2 separate regions of the Mus musculus genome follow, and region 1 is linked to region 2. Evidence: chromatin loops called from intact Hi-C (ENCODE). Cell type or tissue: gastrocnemius. All regions are shown on one strand. Each heading gives the region's core, and the rest is flanking DNA. Links, peaks and the distances in the headings are about the cores only.

The links. A loop is a pair of places that touch in the nucleus more often than their neighbours do. Peaks named below come from ENCODE experiments on the same cell type or tissue, not always from the same donor. Only the 100,000 strongest peaks of a DNase experiment are listed, where the experiment ranks them.
Region 1: it touches region 2 in a loop (30-fold over the local background); 11 of 42 quality-filtered maps call a loop at or near these places.

The regions. Positions count from the first base shown.
Region 1 is chr9:35,840,356-35,848,397 of GRCm38, forward strand. It overlaps Pate5 (prostate and testis expressed 5), which reads right to left and starts at 3,795. Exons shown (of 3, transcript NM_029863.1): 1 at 3,640-3,795. The coding sequence starts at 3,706. In gastrocnemius, for the core only: no CTCF peak of the experiment used is centred there; no DNase peak of the experiment used is centred there.
Region 2 is chr9:36,124,265-36,132,306 of GRCm38, forward strand. Gm5916 (predicted gene 5916) reads right to left here and starts at 4,515. Exons shown (of 3, transcript NM_001167587.1): 1 at 4,360-4,515. The coding sequence starts at 4,426. In gastrocnemius, for the core only: no CTCF peak of the experiment used is centred there; no DNase peak of the experiment used is centred there.

The DNA of each region.
Region 1 (8,042 bases), core at 2,001-7,000, 280 kb before region 2:
CTCACTTAGTGCTAGATGTAAATTTCAAGATGACAATTTCCTAAATCAAGGGTGTTAAGGACAATAATTAGGTTGTTCTTACTTAGGGTGATATCAACATATAACCAGGACTTACTAGGCATATGCTTTTCCTCCCTGGAACTTAAGGGTACACCACATAAATTCACTTCCAAATTTTTTTCTGAGAAAAATTCTTTAACTTTATTATGAAGGTGGTTTCTTAGCACTACTAGAGACATAACTCCAGAGCTGCTTTAAGCCCATATGTTCCTATGGTAAAATAACATAACTGCATCTCTCCCTTGAGGAGCCTACACATGCTTAACAGGCATGACTTCCTCATTTCAGGGAGAGGATAATGCTAATAACAGTGATGATTATGTACCCTCTCTTAATATTTTTAATAAATTCACCTTTTCTTGAATTTTGGTTTGTCCTGAAATTAATTTCTTCTTTTAATTTCTTCCCCAGAGCATAAACTCTGGCTTTGGCCAGGTTGCAGTCTTTGAGGCATACTGTTAGGTTTGCACCTGTGTCCCTATCAGGATGGTAGGAAATCATGAAGTTGAATAGCTCCTAACACAGCAAAGAAAAGTGTCAATTGAACAAAGAATGAAGAGGCAAAATTAATAAAATCTTTGCCAACTGTATATTGGACAGAGGGTTGTTATCTAAAATATAAAAGCAACAACCCTCAAGAAATTCATTAAGAAAACAAATATCCCAGTTCTTTTTAAATGACATTGAATAGAGAGCTCTCAATAGGAGAATACAAACAGCTGATAAGCATTTTTTTCCTAGAATGTCTAACATGCTAAGAAAACCAAGAAAATACAAATAAAAAACACGTAATGATTTTATCTCACATAGTGCCTTCCCCCATTCCTCAAATGGAGCAAATGATAAGAAAAGTTGACATGGATTTGAGCAAAGGGCAAATCTTTTTCTTTCATAGACATGTGAACTGATATAGATACAGAGAAAAGGACCATAAAGATTTTTCTTTAAATATAAAAACAGAAATAACATTTGGCATATTCTTATAACTCCTAGAATATACTCTCAAAACTATACCCACTATACAGTTACTGGCACATCCATGTTCACTGCTGCTCTGTTTACAATATCTAGGAAACAGAATCAGCCTAGCTGTCCACAATTGGTGAGTGAATGACAATGTGATTTAGATACACCATGGATTGTGTTCATTTGCAAAGAAAAATGAAATTAACACAAAACTAAAAAAAAATATAATGATTGAAGTAACTCATTCCCAGAAAGAGAAACAGTACATATTCTCACTCCTATGCATTCTAGCTTTGAATTTTCACATTTGTATTTTTGATCTACAGTATTTGTAAAGGTTGATGAAAATAGAAAGGAACTACTGGGAGAGTGGGGTGGGTTCTTAGAGGGGAGATGGTAATAGCAGAAACACATGTGACATGGAAGTAGAGGAGGAAAATACTGAGGGTGGGAAGTTTAAGCAGGGATTAGAGCAGAGGGATAGGGGCTTAAGTAAAACTCAACATGTATTGAGAAATCCTTATGGAAACCCACTACTTTGTAAACAAATAAAAAATACAATTTAAAGACAGAGTTTAAACACAATTCATGGGAGGATAATGCTTCCAGTGTAGTTCAGTTGTTAAAAAGAAAATTATAGTGCCAGGTGTGGGATCTCTGAGCTATTGGTTGAGAAATCATAGGGAACCCCAAAACAATACAAGCCATTGATACCACTCTTGTTTGCCAATAAAACTGCATGGGAAGACCTTATTGCTGCTGATACAAGAGTCTTTAGGTGTGGGACCAAAAGTAATCACAGTAGAACTGACATGAAAACTTACTTCATGCTGGCTAATGTTCATAGCGTCAGCAATTCTCTATAGCATTCTGGAGGTAAAAGTTCATCAATTGAATTATCCATTGGTCAACTTTACAGGCTAAAATACTGACAGGTCAGGCAAATATGCTCAATGTTGCAGTAGTGAAATAGTGCAATAAAGGTATGTAGATAACCAACTGGTTTTGACTAGATCTAAAGACTGCTTCACTAGACATATTCCATGTCTAGTACAAAGCTGGTCAAAATCCCATGTCTCAAAAGGTCATAGGTCTTAAGGGAGAACCTACTACTAGTTTGAATTCTTCTTTTTTCTAGATGGACACATCAAACTGCCTTCTAGAAGAAGGCAAAAGATTAAGTATATGGCCAAAGATTAGTGTTTCCCTCAGAGAGAAGCTTCTCTGCCGTGGTTAGTGGTTAATGTAGAGACTCATAACTGATCTAAGTGCTAGAAATTAGTGATTATTGAATTCTCAGCCTTATATGGGGTATCTATATCATATCCCACCCCAAAATGAGCAGGAATCACTGTAGAAGAGGAGGTAAAAAGAATGCAAGAGCTGGCATTTGGGAAAGTGCCATGAATGCCACCTCCTGAATATGGCATGTTCAGTGATCTCAAGAACTCACAGCAGCTGTGTTAACCAATGTAAGACCTGCATAATATCAAGCCAATTGACTTTCTATCATGGACTAGGGAAGGGATTATGAGGTCTCATTCCTACCTGAGGAACTATTGTCAATTAATGTACTACAAGTCAGAAAGTCAGTTTTTGGGTTCCTTTTCGTTTTTTTTTTTTTTTTTTTCACAGTGATGTAGCTACTGTTAAGTTGTCTATGCTACAGTAATAACACCAGACCTGTGCTCATGCAAGAAAACCTAATTAAACTCCATGGGTTATTTACAAAAAGGAGACTTGAAAGTAGGTGGAGGACTTGTTGTGAATAAATGCTTTAGAGGGTGTTAGAGTTCAATAAAAGTAATGGGGGAGGATATGGTAAAAGTAAAATATAATAAAAAAAAACCACTCATGGAAACAGTGGGATGGGTTAACAGGTACTTGCTATCAAGCTTGATGACCTGAGTTCAATCCCTGGGACCCATTTGGAAAGGCAAGAGAATTGACTCTCCAAATTTGTCTTCTTGTCTCCACAAGTATGGCATCACACACACACACACACACACACACACACACACACACACACACTTTAAATCAATAAATGCAATAAAAAGTAAGATGCTTGAGGAATAGATATTGTCTTGGCACCACAGAAAGGAGGCACATTCACAGTCTTTCATAGCATAAACCCTCTCCCCCAAGGAGAATCTGATAATCAAATCTACCTGATCAAAACAGTGTACTTGATATGAAAAACTGGCTTAAGATAAACTTTTCAGTGATCTCCTCCTAACAGATAACTGTGGTAGAAAGCACCTACAAAGAAAACCATAAGCACCCATTGGCTGCTACTGGGTATTGAAGGAGGTAGACTCAAAGCCATAGATTACAAGTACACTCACACTCATTCTTTTCTATGGAGTGACTGATCCCACTCTGAGAACCTGGAGAGACTTGACTTCTTACTCTAGCAAGAACAGTGGAACAGTGTGGAACCAACACAAGGTTCTCCATTTCTTTTGAGTCAGCTCTTCTTAGAATCCTGATCTTGACTGTTTTCAGATCCCACACAGTATTATCACAGCTGTTCTGGCCACCATGCCACATTTACTTTCAGACATCTCTAGTCCCTGTTCTCTCTTGTTTTGGCTTTTAAGGACTCATTATTACCTTGGATGAACACAAGAGCAAAAGATGCCTGCATCAACAGAAAGTGTAGGAGCAGGAGCTTGCCCATCTCAGTCTGGGATATCAGAGGACACAGGAGAGCAGCTGGTAGCAAGTGCTCAGGACGGTCAGTGTAGATGAGAGCAGGTTACAGATTCTTCTTTGAGCTGCTCCCAGGATATGGGCAGGAGCTTCCTTACACACCTGCCTGTGGGTGTTTTGTGAGTAGGAAAACTCACAGACTTAGGAAAGTGTCCCACAGAACTAACTCCTACAGAGCTTCAAAGGGCAAAGGGCAGAGGATTTCTTAGTATCCATCTCATATTCCTTCAAAGATGAAGCTAGGGTTGTTTATTTCCTTCCTCCTTATGCACTTCATGATTTACAAGCATGACCATTATACATAACTCCTTGCTTAGCTTTCCAACACTAAGATAGTGCCTAACACAGAGGAATTTAAGTTGCATGGATGCTAAGCCACAAGATTTAATAATTCACTCAGCTTCAAATTGTTTCCCTGTGCTGTACCACTCTATCTGTATGTTCTCTGTATCTCTCTTATATTAACAGTGGAGTTCTATTAGTTCTCCAACTTCCTAACCCTTATTACCCCATTCTAACCATCCTAGGAAAGAGATGAAGAAAGAGTAAATGAAGAAAACAGGTTTAATCAAACTAATACCTTTTCTTTTTTAAAAATATTTTTATTAGGTATCTTCCTCATTTACATTTCCAATGCTATCCCAAAAGTCCCCCATACCCTCCCCACCACTCCACTACCCACCCCTCCCACTTTTTGGCCCTGGCGTTCCCTTGTACTGGGGCATATAACATATATATATATAGAAAAGGTATATATATATATAGAAAAGGTATATATATATATAGAAAAGGTATATATATATATATATATATACCTTTTCTAATGAAGACATTTGTCCTTGTGGGGCATCAGTTTTCTAATCCACTCTCAGTTTTACAAACTTAATGTACTACTACCAGTTTTACATACTTAATATGCTACCAACATTTAACACAACATGTGCTGTCAAGCTGGGTTTCCATTCTGCCCTGATTGTACATAGATTTTGAAACAAAGAAAAATGATCTAGGTAAACATCTTGATGATATTTATGGCTGTTAAATTTGAAATTACTTTCTAAATCCATCACATGGATTAAAAAAAATAATACATCTAATTTTTTTAAAGGATGCTTGTCATAAAGAAAACTCCACTTATATATTTATGGGAAAATGCTCTACTAAGGAAAGCCTGTACCAGCAATCTCATGATGGAGACAAAAATTTCCATGTTTGAAGATCTTAATAGCTCCATTTGTGTGTTAAGTTATCAAATGTCAGAGTTGCTTCCCAGACTAACCTAAAGGTAGCTAAGGATGAATTATCTAAATTCTTGCCTTTAGTCTAAACTTAATTACTAATAAAGGCTCCTTTTCCTCTTACAGAGTATTTCAGACTTTAGTGTGTTTCATGGCTGGCTAACTCTGAGGTACTAACACACAATTTCCCCTGCAATACAGGAACTTTCTCCTCTGCTCATTCCAGATAGTGGGTGGCCAGGACCTACATAAGCTTCCAGGCCCACACTAACCATATCAGATCTTCTGCTAATGAGCCTTACCTGAGACCTAACAAGGCTGAGTGTCCTAGCCCCAGCCTTGAACTTTCTAGACACATTAAATTTGGAAGCATCATTCTAGCATTTTTCAAATCCTGAGATTACTAAGACGTTGAGAATCCACCATAAATGAATCAAGCCTATCTCATGATTTAAGTTAAATTCTTGAGACTATGAGAGAAAGTGTGTGTGTGTGTGTGTGTGTGTGTGTGTGTGTGTGTGTGTGTGTGTGTGTGTGTGTAAAATATCAGTGCTGGTGATAAACCACATGTTAAAAAATGTTATATCCATAATAAGTCACAATCCCAAATCAACAGTGGGTTTGCTTAATACTTAGTCACATTCAGAACCTCCTGCCAAACCCAGCCAACAAACCTACTGTACATTTTCTTTTTACCTGTAACTTTTTGGCTGTTCTTGTTTGAACCCAGAATTTTTCAGTTCACATGTGGGTTTATGCTATGGGTGAATGATGCATATTGTCAATTCTGAAACTTTGCAAATTCCTCAGATGACAGTAGTACAAGATTTGTGTCAAAAGATATAATATAGTCCAGCAGTATGCTCTCTCTTTATCTCTTTATTGTCACTACCTAGATTCCAGACACATTTCATAAAGAGTCAGGAAGGACCCACTCTGAAAACATTCCTAGAGACTTATTTGATAAAATTTGATATATTTGATAAAAAGATTCATCACAGCCATATCTGATTCACAAAGCAAAAGTCACTGTCGTGGTGTTTTCATCCGACTGCAAGACTAGTAGGTGACTTGCTCTGTCAGTGTCTACATATCATTAAAAACCGAAGTCTATTCCTCACTGAGGTCCTAAGGCATTAGGCTCAAAGAAGCCCAGATGCCTATGTGATTGCTGCTAGACACTATGGTTTTTAGAGTATTTAATAAATCATTGCTGACTGGATGTATTGTTTTGTGAATTGGACAAACAACAGGAACCTCAGTTACAATGCTGTACTGTATAATAAATCAGTGTTTCATTAAAATGTTTAGAGAGTTAAGTGAAACAGGATAAAATGTTTATTTATCTTGTAGTTTGCAGTTTATTTTGTTTTCTGATCTGTGGGAAGGATTAGGCACTCCAGCAGAGGATTTTAGTAAAGGTTTCTGTATTTTTTTCACATGTGCTGTTAAATGCTAAACCTAAGATTACAGTTATGGTGCTGGATACATGCACCTGCCCCTAAACTATGTTATCCTATGAACTACGAAGTGGGCCCTCAATAGATAACCAATGCATTGCTTGATCTTGGACTTCATATCTATACAAATTGTAGAAGTATATTTCTATTGGTTTTGTTTTGTGTGGTTGATTGTTTTGTCTTGTCTTTTTGAGACAGGGTTTCTCCTTTTATCTCTGGGTGTTACAGAACTCTCTCTGTAGACAAGATTGGCCTCAAACTCACAGAGAGCCACTATCTTTGTCTCTGGAGTACTGTGATTAAAGGTTTGGTAACTGAAATCCATAACAGATTTTCACTAGTGTCTTGCCTGCTATTCTTTTTATCTCTCAGGGTCCCCATGTCTCTTCATTGTGCTTCCTCATCCTCTTCTTGGATATGACAACTTTTTAGGTTTCCTGTGTAGTATATGACTTAATAACTTTGAATGATAAGGAACTAGTACCCCAAATGACTCATATAACCTTGATTGTTAGCCTGAAGTACTATTTATTGGCTATTATACCCAGATTTAGGTTCAAATCAATTTGCTAGGTTGATAGCACATTTTGTTGACCATCCTTGTTCTGTTAACTCATTTGTATTGCCTAAATTGCTGTATAAGGGCCAGTATTTACATTGATCATGTAGACATAGATTAATAAGGCAGTTTTCAAAATGATAAAAATCTTCTCATTAATACTGTTTGTATTGCCATGTTCTATCCCTGATTATTTGTATGTGGGTGTGTCAGATATAAAGAGACCCACCTTCATTTAGGTGTAGTTTTATGTTTATCTCCATTGATGTTATTATTATTGTTGTTGTTCTTATTGATATTTCAGCTTTACTGATTTAACAGTTTTAAAAATAAGTTCTGATGGTTTAGACTATTCTCCACAGTAGTCATTGAAAGGCTTTTTTCACAAGTTCTTGTTTGGAAGAGAAGAAAGTTATTTAAAAATTATAAATTTGATATTCTAGAGTATAAGTCTAGATTTGTAGATTTTCTCACTTATTCAAAAAGAAATTCAACTCAATGAATGTCAAGCAAAATGAATTTATTTTTAACATTCTTTACAGAAACATAAAATTTCCCCTTCTTTAAAATTATTCATGAGAAATATATAATTGTATGCTGTTTTGAAACATACTAATGATATTCTTCACATTTGAATTCCTACTTTTTGAAGAAACAAGAATGAATGATTCAGAATAATAGGAATTAACACACCAAAAAAAGCAGAGAACACTGTCTATTAGGAATATAAGATTTTTGTAATATTTGGCTCATTGAAATAATGTTTAAATTAGAAGCCTGGTAGCTCGTCAGCCAGAGCAACTTAGTGATTGTGAGGGAGAGATAAATGCAAGACAAGCAAGATTGGTGATGATTTTCACATATAAATGAAGAAAGGCAGGAAATGAAGATGAATGGAGAATGTTTGGTATCTGATGTTGGGTAGGAAGGAGTCAGCATCCAAGACAGAGGAAAGAAGGATGCATAGAGGTTATATGAGTTGCTTCCTCTGTGAAGAGAGAAATAATTTGAAATGTAAATGAATAAAATGATTAATAAAACAAAAAG
Region 2 (8,042 bases), core at 1,748-6,747:
CGCAGCATAGTTTCTTTTAGAGCGGCAAACCGAATCTGAGGAGATTGTCCCGCCTCCACTGCAGCAAAAGCCTACGCTACCATGGCGAAAGTGCGGGCCGCACACTCTGCACCTAACACATGTGCCAAACACAAAACACACACACACTATAACAAGCATACATCCCAGGGCTCTCATCCCCGCTCATCTTCCCTGAAGCAAGGGATAGATGGCCAGCGGGGCTATCTCTTTAAGGGGAATTCAGGGATCAAAAAGGCATAGAAAAATTTGAACGTCATGTCGAGCTGGTATCGGCTTCTGGAATACCGAAAGGATCTCTCATCTCGGCTCCATCCTTTGTGCTTGTGGGACCATCCACCACATCCACAGGGGCAACTGGATCAGGAGCCTCATTCTTGTAGCGTCTCACCAATCTCTCCGGCACCCAAAGAGGTTCCGTCTGGTCCTGTGGAAACACACAAACAGACCCTCTCGCCCACGTCAACACCTGATCTGGTCGATCCCAGGGGGGATGGACACAATACCTCATGGTGATGAGACCATAACCTCAATCACCTGTGTGACCATCTGGGAAGTCAATACGAGAGTCAAGTTTTCACTGCTGAGGAGGCATAGGGAGGAGGCACAGAAGCTAATTCGCCTTCCTCCTCCGCCTCGGCTCTTTTATTTTGTCCTTTCTGTCCACCTGATAACACTGTGTCTCCTTTCTTTTTCCTTTTTCTTTTTAAGCCCTTCTCTTCCTCCGACATACTTTCTTGTTGCTCTGTAAGGATTTTCTGACCTGTCTTGACTGCCTCTACACACAGTTTCAAACAGTAACAGAGTCCATATATCAGAACAAACAAGACCAAAACTATCAGACCTACCCACAAAGGGTCAATGGGAGAAAAAAGCATAACTACACAGTGAGGATCTATTGATCACTACACTGAGGTTATCATAGTTCCTTAACTTGTCCCCAAACCAGGAACCTTAACTTGTCCCAAAGCCGGGAACCTTTAGTTACCTTGTACCTGCTTCCTGGCAACGTTATATTCGCCTCTATTTTATCGGAGGTCCTTCCCAAACTCCTGGGGTCCCAAGTTTCACTCACCATGAACTTACCCTGCCGGCAACCACTGACTGCTGAAAGTTCTGAACTCGGTGGGGGAGTCGGTTCCCCGTACGGGCCACCAATTGTTGCGCCTGCTCTCGACCAGCAAGAACGACGCGACCACCAGTCCTTCTAACAGCAGTTTATTCAGTCTTCATCTTTCTTCTTTCTCTTCATCAGTACCGTTCCCCAGCTGAAGAGTTCTGAATCCACGCCAGATCCTTCTCAACAGTCTGTTTTACAGGAACACTTCATTAACCACTCCTTCCCCGTGATGCAGTTCTGAATCCTCCCTGTAGTAGGGGGTCTTCGCTCATGCCTGAAGATGTTTCTTGTCCCGGGTTTCGGCACCACTTGTTGCGCGCACTCAACAGGCCAGGAAGAACGACGCTGCTACAGGATCCTTCTGCACACGTTTATTCAGTCCTGTTTCTTCTTGTTTATATCTCTCTTGTTTTTATATCTCCCTTGTTTTTATATCTCCCTTGTTTTTATATCTCCCTTGTTTTTATATCTCCCTTGTTTATATATCGCCCTCGTTTTTATATCTCCCTTGTTTTTATATCTCCCCTGTTTTTATATCTCCCCTGTTTTTATATCTCCCTTGTTTTTATATCTCCCCCGAACCCTGGGCCTCTCACTCTTTTATACTCTCAGTTCCCATCCACGCACAGCAGGCCACGCCCCCTCATCAGTCACGCAGCTTCAGCTAATCAGGGCAGCAGGGGCAAATCTCCATCAAATTGGATTCACCAGTATCCTGGTACACCTGCGCAGCACTCAAGATGTTTGTGTCTTATATGAGGAAGTCAGGTGCAAGTCATATGACTTAGCTGCAGTCTCTGGCGCCTTTGGGACTGCCGCCACACCCGCTCCTAACAATAATGATTGAAGTAACTCATTCCCAGAAAGAGAAACAGTACATGTTCTCACTCTTATGAATCCTAGCTTTGAATTTTCACATTTTTATTTTTGATCTAAGTATTTGTAAAGGTTGGTGAAAATAGAAAGGAACTACTGGGTGAGTGGCGTGGGTTCTTAGAGGGGAGATGGTAATAGCAGGTACACATGTGACATGGAGGTAGAGAAGGGAAATACTGAGGGTGGGAAGGTTTAAGCAGGGATTAGAGCAGAGGGATAGGGGCTTAAGTAAAACTCAACATGTATTGAGAAATCCTTATGAAAACCCACTACGTTGTAGACAAATGAAAAATATAATTTAAAGACAGAGTTTAAACACAATTCATGGGAGGATAATGCTTCCAGTGTAGTTCAGTTGTTAAAAAGAAAATCCTAGTGCCAGGTGTGGGATCTCTGAGCTATTGGTTGAGAAATCATAGGGAACCCCAAAACAATACAAGCCATTGATACCACTCTTGTTTGCCAATAAAACTGCATGGGAAGACCTTATTGCTGCTGATACAAGAGTCTTTAGGTGTGGGACCAAAAGTAATCACAGTAGAACTGGCATGAAAACTTACTTCATGCTGGCTAATGTTCATAGCACCAGAAATTCTCTATAGCATTCTGGAGGCTAAAGTTCATCAATTGAATTATCCATTGGTCAACTTTACATGCTAAAATACTGACAGGTCAGGCAAATATGCTCAATGTTGCAGTAGTGAAATAGTGCAATAAAGGTATGTAGGTAACCAACTGGTTTTGACTAGATCTAAAGACTGCTTCACTAGACATAATCCATGTCTAATACAAAGCTGGTCAAAATCCCATGTCTCAAAAGGTCATAGGTCTTAAGGGAGAACCTACTACTACTTTTAATTCTTCTTTTTCTAGAATGACACATCAAACTGCCTTCTAGAAGAAGGCAAAAGATTATGTATATGGCCAAAGATTAGTGTTTCCCTCAGAGAGAAGCTTCTCTGCAGTGGTTAGTGGTTAATGTAGAGACTCATAACTGATCTAAGTGCTAGGAATAAGTGATTATTGAATTCTCAGCCTTATATGGGATATCTATTTCATATCCCACCCCCAAATGTTCAGGAGTCATTGTAGAAGAGGAGGTAAAAAGAATGCAAGAGCTGGTGTTTGGGAAAGTACCATGAATGCCACCTCCTGAATATGATGTGTTCAGTGATCTCAAGAACTCACAGCAGCTGTGTTAACCAATGGAAAACCTGCATAATATCAAGCCAATTGACTTTCTATCATGGACTAGGGAAGGAATTATGAGGTCTCATTCCTCCCTGAGGAACTATTGTCAATTAATGTTCTACAATTCAGGAAGTCGGTTTTTGGGTTTCTTTTTTTTTTTTTTTTCAGCAGTGATTTAGCTACTGTTAAGTTGTCTATGCTACAGTAATAACCCCAGATCCATGCTTATGCAAAGAAACCTAATTCAACTCCATGGGTTATTTACAAAAAGGAGACTTGAAAGTAGGTGGAGGACTTGTTGTGACAAAATGCTTTAGAGGGTGTTAGAGTGCAATAAAATTAATGGAGAAGATATGGTAAAAGTAAAATACAATAAAAAAAAAACACTCATGGAAAAAGTGGGATGGTTTAACAGGTACCTGCTATCAAGCTTGATGACCTGAGTTCAATCCCTGGAACCCACTTGGAAAGGCAAGAGAATTGACTCTCAAAAATTGTCTTTTGGTCTCCACATGTATGGCATCACACACACACACACACACACACACACACACACACACACACACACACACACACGTTAAATAAATAAATAAATGTAATAAAAAATAAAATGCTTGAGGAATAGATATTGTCCTGGCACCACAGAAAGGAGGCACATTCACAGTCTTTCATAGCATAAACCCTCTCCCCCAAGGGGAATCTGATAATCAAATCCACCTGATCAAAACAGTGTACTTGATATGAAAAACTGGCTTAAGATAAACTTTTCAGTGACCTCCTCCTAACAGATAACTGTGGTTGAAAGCACCTACAAAGAAAACCATAAGCATCCATTAGCTGCTACTGGTTATTGAAGGAGATAGACTCAAAGCCATAGATTACAAGTACACTCAAACTCATTCTTTTCTATGGAGTGACTGATCCCACTCTGAGAACCTGGAGAGACTCAACTTCTTACTCTAGCAAGAACATTGTGGAACCAACACAAGATTCTCCATTTCTTTTGAGGCAGCTCTTCTTAGAATCCTGATCTTGACTGTTTTCAGATCCCACACAGTATTATCACAGCTGTTCTGGCCACCATGCCACATTTACTTTCAGACATCTCTAGTCCCTGTTTTCTCTTGTTTTGGCTTTGAAGGACTCATTATTACCTTGGATGAACACAAGAGCAAAAGACCCCAGCATCAGGAGAAAGAGTAGGAGCAGGATCTTGCCCATCTCAGTCTGGGCTATCAGAGGACACAGGAGAGCAGCTGGTAGCAAGTGCTCAGGACGGTCAGTGTAGATGAGAGCAGGTTACAGATTCTTCTTTGAGCTGCTCCCAGGATGTGGGCAGGAGCACCCTTACACACCTGCCTGTGGGTGTTTTGTGAGTAGCCAGACTTAGGGAAGTGTCCCACAGAACCACTCCTACAGAGCTTCAAAGGGTAAAGGGCAGAGGATTTCTCAGTATCCATCTCATATTCCTTCAAAGATGAAGCTAGGGTTGTTTATTTCCTAAGTGAGCTTCCTAAGGTTAAATGGAGAGCAGGATCACAGAGCTTTTATTTCTATCTAGTCTTGACAATGGTGATGGAAGCAGCAACAAGAGAACCTTGTTCATTGTGTTCTGTAATCACAATGTGTACTCACAGCCTTTATGCCTGCTTTGTAGTAGATCTCAGCATAGTAGAAACACAGTAAATGTCACCCAAACACTATATGTAAAAGGGACAAGTGGATTTTTGGATGAGTGGATTACAAAACAAATTTCTCCTCAGGTAAAGCTTTAGCCTCTAAATACCTAAATTAACTAAGTAGTATTTTCCCAATCACAGACTTAGCTTCTGAATCACACAGCTAAAATACTCAGAACTTACACAAGTTTCCTGAAAACCTGGCCATGTGTATGGCACACAGGGCATGCAATCCAAAATAGTCTCCTAATATTTAAAATTACATTTTTACTGATGTTCTCTAAGGTATCTTTAGTGATTTCATCCTGCTTAAAAATAACCACAGCACACACAATCCCCATGCCTGTGCATCTAGCTGTGGGAAGATGAAAGAGCACAGAGCAAGCTCAGTAGCTGAGCAGACAGGGGCTAGAGACTACCACATGTTTCAAGGACAGTCTTCTGCTCTATTACCTTGTCTATACACTAACCCTCTATGATAGAGGCCTTCAGAGCCTTACTCTGCATAGTTCAAGTACAGTTAACAGATCACCCAGCTAGTTCTTATCATGAGTAAGCAAAGATTAAAAGAAATGAATAAATGAAAAGCAGATGGATGGATGATTGGATGGTGGTTTGAGTGTAGAAAGCAATGACTGGAGACTGACCAGGTCCCAGATGTACTACACTCTGGGAGCTTGATGCACTTCATGCTTTACAAGCATGACTATTATACATGAGAATACCTAGCTTAGCTTTCCAACACTAAGATAGTGCCCAACACAGAGGAATTTAAGTTGCATGGGTGCTAGGCCACAAGATTTAATAATTCACTCAGCTTCAAATTGTTTTCCTGTGCTGTACCACTCTATCTGTATGTTCTCTGTATCTCTCTGATATTAACAGTGGAGTTCTATTAGTTCTTTAACTTCCTAACCCTTATTACCCCATTCTAACCATACTAGGAAAGAGATGAAGAAAGAGTAAATGAAGAAACCAGGTTTAATTAAACTAATACCTTTTCTTTTTTAAAAATATTTTTATTAGTTATTTTCCTCATTTACATTTCCAATGCTATCCCAAAAGTCCCCCATACCCTCCCCACCCACTCCACTACCCACACACTCCCACTTTTTGGTCCTGGCGTTCCCCTGTACTAGGGCATATAACATATGTATATATATATACCTTTTCTAATGAAGACATTTGTCCTTGTGGGGCATCAATTTTCTAATCCACTCTCAGTTTTACAAACTTAAGGTACTACTACCAGTTTTACATACTTAGTATGCTACTAACATTTAATACAACATGTGCTGTCAAGCTGGGATTCCATTCTGCCCTGATTGTACATAGGTTTTGAAACAAAGAAAAATGATCTAGGTAAACATCTTGATGGTATTTATAGCTGTTAAATTTGAAATTACTTTCTAAATCTATCACATGGATTTTAAAAAATAATACATTTATCTTTTTCAAGGATGCTGGTCATAAAGAAACCTCCACTTAGATATTTATGGGAAAATGCTCTACTAAGAAAAGCCTGTACCAGCCATCCCATGATGGAGACAAAAATTTCCATGTTTGAAGATCTTAATAGCTCCATTTGTGTGTTAAATTACTAAATCTCGGAGTTGCTTTCCAGACTAACCTAAAGGTAGCTAAGAATGAATTATCTAGAGTCAAGAGCTCCAGGGTACTGGTTAGTTCATAATGTTGTTGCACCTACAGGGTTGCAGATCTCTTTAGCTCCTTGGATACTTATATGTATCAAAAGATGGCCTAGTAGGCCATCACTGGAAAGAGAGGCCCATTGGACACGCAAACTTTATATGCCCCAGTACAGGGGAACGCCAGGGCCAAAAAGTAGGAATGGGTGGGTAGGGAAGTGGGGGAGGGTATGGGGGACTTTTGGGATAGCATTGGAAATGTAAATGAGGAAAATATGTAATAAAAATTATAAAAAAGAAAAAAAAGAATGAATTATCTAAATTCTTGCCTTTAGTCTAAACTTAATTACTAATAAAGGCTCCTTTTCCTCTTACAGAGTATTCCAGACTTTAGTGTATTGCATGGCTGGCCAACTCTGAGGTACTAACACACAATTTCCCCTGCAATACAGGAACTTTTTCCTCTGCTCATTGCATAGATAGTGGGTGTCCAGGGCCTACATAAGCTTCCAGGCCCACACTAACCATATCAGATCTTCTGCTAATGAGCCTTAGCTGAGACCTAACAAGGCTGAGTGTCCTAACCACAGGATTGAACTTTCTAGACACATTAAAGTTGGAAGCATCATTCTATCATTTTTCAAATCCTGAGATTACTAAGACGTTGAGAATCCACCATAAATGAATCAAGCCTATCTCATGATTTAAGTTAAATTCTTGAGACTATGAGAGAAAGTGTGTGTGTGTGTGTGTGTGTGTGTGTGTGTGTGTGTGTGTGTGTGTAAAATATCAGTGCTGGTGATAAACCACATGTTAAAAAATGTTATATCCATAATAAGTCACAACCCCAAATCAACAGTGGGTTTGCTTAATATTTAGTCACATTCAGAACCTCTCTGCCAAACCCAGCCAACAAACCTACTGTACATTTTCTTTTTACCTGTAACTTTTTGACTGTTCTTGTTTGAACCCAGAATTTTTCAGTTCACATGTGGGTTTATGGTATGGGTGAATGATGCATATTGTCAATTCTGAAACTTTGCAAATTCCTCAGATGACAGTAGTACAAGATTTGTGTCAAAAGATATAATATAGTCCAGCAGTATGTTTTCTCTTTATCTCTTTATTGTCACTACCTAGATTCCAGACACATTTCATAAAGAGTCAGGAAGGACCCACTCTGAAAACATTCTTACAGGCTTATTTGATAAAATTTGATATATTTGATAAAAAGAATCATCACAGCCATATCTGATTCACAAAGCAAAAGTCACTGTCATGGTATTTTCATCCGACTGCAAGACTAATAGGTGACTTGCTCTGTCAGTGTCTACATATCATTAAAAACCGAAGTCTATTACTCACTGAGGTCCTAAGGCATTAGGCTCAAAGAAGCCCAGATGCCTATGTGATTGCTGCTAGACACTATGGTTTGTAGAGTATTTAATAAATCATTGCTGACTAAATGTATTGTTTTGTGAATTGGACAAACAACAGGAACCTCAGTTA